2 separate regions of the Homo sapiens genome follow, and region 1 is linked to region 2. The links are chromatin loops, found by intact Hi-C in ENCODE. Cell type or tissue: B cell. All regions are shown on one strand.

Region 1 (2,500 bases), 52 kb after region 2:
TTTTACCAGTGAATGGCACCATCACCCACCAAGGTGAATACAAACCAAGAACATTCACTGGGTGCGGTGTTGCATACTTGTAGTCCCAACTGCTTGGAGGCTGGGGCGGTAAGATTGCTTGAATCCAGGAGTTCAAGACCAGCCTAGGCAATATAGCAAGACCCCAACTCAGAAAAAGAAACAGAAACTAAGGATATCTTTGATACCTCTCTCTACCTCATCTCCCATCAGTCCATCATCAAATCCCATGGGTTATATGCTTCCTAAGCATTCTCAAATCTGTCCACTTTTTTCTACCAATGCCCTGGTCTCAAGTTACCATCATTCTCACTGCAGAATACTAGCGTCTTTAGTCTCTTCACGTGGATCCTGGCATCCCTCTAATTCATTCTCCAAACTGCAGCCTAAGTAAATCTTTCAAAATACAAATTTCACCATATCACTTCTGTACTAAAAGTTTCTCAATGGCTTTCCACTGCTGGGGGTAGGAGGTGGATAAATAACTGCTTAATATGGCTCACATGAAGGCCCTGGGAAGTCAAGCCCCTACGTACCTTCTCTAGCCGCATCTCACTTCATACTGTCCCTTCTCCTACATTCTCTACTCCAACCACAAGGGTTTTCTTACAGTACCTAGTACTCATCATACTTCCTTCCTCCAAATATATAAACAAATGCTACTTTCCCTACCTTAACAGCTGTTCTCTCATGTCTTAGATAATTCCTACTCATTCCTGAGATCTCAGCTCAAGCATCAATTCTTCAAAGGAGCCTCCTTTGAGTTCCCTAGGTCAACTCCCCAAGCACAGAGTATACAGTAAATCATTAATAAATATTTGCTGAATAAACTCAAAATCAGATGCAAATAACTCATTAACAAGGAGAGTGCACCCAAAAAGTAAATATGCATATAAAAAACAAGACTTTCTGAAGGAGAAACAGAGAAGCTATCATCAAAGAAATGAGAAGAAAGTGTTCCTCAGTTGAAGCCTTTTCAAAATTAACAAGCTCACTGAATTAATTGCTAAAAACCCACTCCTAGTTGTTCACAACTATAGAAATGCAAGGAAAAGAAAAAAAAATACTATAATGCAAGGTTCTAGACAAAAACATGAGCAATCATAAAAGGAAAGAGTATCAAATTGATATTAGCCATCTCAACTGCAAAACTGAATCCAAAAGATATTAGAGAATAAACCAAGTTCTAAGAGTAAAGGTTCATGAAACTAGAATAACGTATCACCAAACTGATAATGGATATGGATATAAAGAGCATCTGAGTGTACACTTAGGGTCTTCTGTGTCTTTTTTTTTTTTTTTTTTTTTTTTTGAGACAGAGTCTCACTCTGTCGCCCAGGCTGGGATGTGGCGGCATGATCTTGGCTCCCGGCTTCAAGTGATTCTGTGCCTCAGCCTCCCAAGTACCTGGGATTACAGGCATGTGCCACCACGCCCAGTTAATTTTTTGTTATTTTTAGTAGAGATGGGGATTCATCATGTTGGCTACGCTGGTCTCAAACTCCTGACCTCAAGTGATTCCCCTGCCTTGGCCTCTCAAAGTGCTGAAATTACAGGCATGAGCCACCACACCAGCCTCCTGTGTGTCTTAAAATGTCTTCCACCCTCATCCCCCCAACACTCCCCCTAGTGTACACACATTCCTGGATACAAAGTATACACTCATACCATCTTTATAAAAAACTTGTGAGAAAAAATTCCAGCCAAGCAAGTATCTACTCATTATATTTCAAAACCAAGTTCATCTCTATATGATTTTTCATTAGTTTAACTCTAATAACATGATTTAAAAAAAGAAGTAACCTGAATCTGTAAAAATAACACATCTAGAAAAACAAAATCAGGAATATAAAGTAAAAAGAACTTAGACTTGCCCAATTATCCAACAATAGGGAGACACTTCATGTCACATGACACATCAACATCAAAGCACATATGAAACATCAAAAAAAAAAAAAAATGGAAATACCTGTCACCACAAGATTAAAGTTAAAAATTATAGGTCTATCCAATATGCGATACTGGACAAGTCCTTTGGCTTAATGTCTAACTTTCCTCATCAATAAATAAGCAACCTTGATTATTTGTCAATTACCTTGTTCTGAGAAATGTATAAAATGTTACATGAGAAGACTAAAGTTCTAGGAATACCTAGGTAAATATCATTAGTAAAGTAATACTTTAAAATCATGTGGATGGAATTCCCATTAAAAAAAAAACCTCTTATTCTCAATATCAAGATTATAAGAGACACACAAAATTATTTTACTACAGCAAGACCAGCTTGTAAGAAATGAAAAGAAAAAAGCAGCTACAAACTAGGTTACAAACTGATAACCTGATAACCTGAATTTGACCTTCACGTATTTCCTCTCCCTAGAACAACATGCATTCTCGAGTCCCTAGCAATCCTTATTGACCACATCCAATTCAATTCATATACTTTTCCACCATGGCATCAGAGTTTGCATCATTCGGTAAA
Region 2 (2,500 bases):
TGGCTCACACCTGTAATCCAAGCATTCTGGGAGGCCAAGATGGGCAGATCACTTGAGGCCAGGAGTCTGAGATCAGCCTGGACAACATGGCAAAAACCTGTCTCTACTAAAAATACAAAAAGTAGCTGGGTATGATGGTGCATGCCTATAATCCCAGCTACTTGGGAGGCTGAGACACCAGAATCACCTGAATTCAGGAGGTGGAAGTTGCAGTGAGCTGAGATTGTGCTACTGTACTCCAGCCTGAGAGAGCAAGACTGTGGGGCAAGAGATTCTGCAATTCTAAGAAGCATCTAAGTGAAGTCAAAGCCCTGGTTTTATGAACCAGGCTTTGAGTAGCAAAGGCTAGCGGGGTTTGAAAGTAAACTAAACTCTCTGCCAGGAAAAATCCATGATCTTATTTTCAGGCCATCTCAAAGTCTCCTATGGCTTTATGACACCTGTCAACATGCAAAAGAGATAACTCCAACCACCACATAAGCCAATGAAAAGAAAACCAAGCCAAGTGCGGGTGCAGTGGCTCATGCTTATAATCTCAGCACTTTGGGAGGCCAAAGTGGGAGGATTCTTGAGGACAGGCATTTGAGACCAGCCTGGGAATCATAGCAAGACCTCATGTCTTTAAAAAAAAAAAAAAAAAAAAGTTTAAATTAGCCAGGTGTGGTGGTGTGCACCTGTAGTCCCAGCTACTTGGGAGGCTGAGCCAGGAGGATCACTTGAGCCCAGCAGTTTGAGACTGCAGCTGCAGTGAGCTATGCACCACTGCGCTCCAGCCTGGGTAACAGAGTTAGATGCTGTCAAAAAAGAAAAGAAAAGAAGGAAAGGAAGGAAGGAAAGAAGGCAGGCAGGAAGGCAGGAAGAAAGAAAAAAGAAAGAAAGAAGGAAAGAAAGAATAAAAGAAAGAAAGAAAGGAAAAGAAAAGAAAAAAGAAAGAAAGGACAGAAAAGAAAAGAGACAGAAGAAAAGAAAAGAGAGAAAAGAAAAGAAAAAGAAAAAGCAAACCGGAAGCCAGGGTGAGGAACACTGCTTTGGATGAAAACATTTAACAATGAACAGTATCTCCTTGAATTGGAAAGTATTTATAGGAGAACTTAAAAGAGAGAACTTTTTCTGGACAACATTACCATCCCTATTCTCACAATTCCATTTCTTCAAGATAGCTTTAGTAGTAAACAGAGTTGTCATATGTGTAATGGGGCAGATGATCAAGTGCAGTGGCAGCTGGGGTGTAAGAGCTGCTATATCTATGCTAGTAACATTTGGTCCAAAGCTGAGCCAGCTCAGAACCTAGATGTTTCTCTGAATTCTGGAGATAGTGAGAACCAGCCACTTTGTCAAGAGATTCCATTCAGCTGTCAACATGATGGCACAAGTCGGTAAAGCAAAATTTAAAAATGTTTAAACTTGAAAATGTCCACAGTAATATTTATAGTTAGCCTAAATGAAAAGGCTTTACATGTACTATCTCATTTAATCCTTGCAATAATCTTATAGATAATTACTATTATTATCCCGATTTTACAAATAAGACAACAGAGCTCAGAGAAGGCAAGACACTTGCCCTACTTTGAAACTAAACTAGAAACTAGTGTTTCTAGAAACACTTTCTAGAAACTAGAAAGTGGCAGAGCCAGGATTGGAACCCATTCGTTTGATTCCAGAGTCCCCACATTAAGCTCAACAGTGTGATAACAAAGCTAGTTTGCCATTGGGGATTTTCTGTCAATATTCCTGCTGCTATAAGCAGTGTGTTCATGTTTTCCTTAGTGTTTGGTCTAAATATTTTTCAAAAGCAGTCTTTTAATTTTTTAATTAGCTTGGTTCCCCAACAATAAAGCTCTTTAAAGGTCAGATGTTAACTTAATCCTCTTTGGGTTATCGTTGAAAAAGATCAGCCGAATTGACCTTGACAAAACTGCCTCCAAGGCTTGGGGACAGACAGTCTCTTTGATATCAGTGAACATAGTTAACTGCTGTCATGGTAAGGGGCATTTTCTATGCCTTTGATAGCAGGCAGATTTGTTTTTCTTGACAAGACCCCGAGTAAAAAGACTTAATATCCATCTTTAATGTGAATCGAATCATGCCCTGCTGACATTAGATCCTCAGCCCCAGGGAACACCAGGCTGGCTGCTGAGGGGCTGCATTAGGCCGATTCAATGGCCAAGAGCATGACAGGAGCCGAATTGCACGGCCAGCAAGGGCGGGCTCATCACATGCTCATCTGCCAGCCTGCACCGCAGAGCCAACCCAATGAAAAAGACAGCCAGGTCCGTGGTTCACATGCTCTTCCGTGAGGACAGCCAGGACTGCCAAGGCAGCAACCTAAACCGCAGTTTGCCTGAGAACAGAAATGTATCAGCTTTGAGTCAACACTGTAACAAATAGCTTTATACATAAAAAACACAAAAAGGCATTGCCGCCCAGGGCCTGTGCTGAGACAAAGATGAAGGTGTGCAGAACCAACCTCAGGGGAAATGCTGAGGCGAAGGACACTCAG

The links. A loop is a pair of places that touch in the nucleus more often than their neighbours do. Peaks named below come from ENCODE experiments on the same cell type or tissue, not always from the same donor. Only the 100,000 strongest peaks of a DNase experiment are listed, where the experiment ranks them.
Region 1: a loop joins it to region 2, with 2.8 times the contacts of the local background. A loop is called at or near these places in 12 of 110 quality-filtered maps.

What each region holds. Positions count from the first base shown.
Region 1 is chr14:60,271,521-60,274,020 of GRCh38, reverse strand. All of the region lies in intron 1 of PPM1A (protein phosphatase, Mg2+/Mn2+ dependent 1A), which reads right to left. Among named protein-coding and RNA genes, the nearest start is that of PPM1A, 24 kb to the right of the region's middle. In B cell, no CTCF peak of the experiment used is centred here; no DNase peak of the experiment used is centred here.
Region 2 is chr14:60,323,452-60,325,951 of GRCh38, reverse strand. LINC02322 (long intergenic non-protein coding RNA 2322) reads right to left here. Exons shown (of 2, transcript NR_146481.1): 2 at 2,045-2,341. Among named protein-coding and RNA genes, the nearest start is that of LINC02322, 1.5 kb to the right of the region's middle. In B cell, a CTCF peak has its summit at 957; no DNase peak of the experiment used is centred here.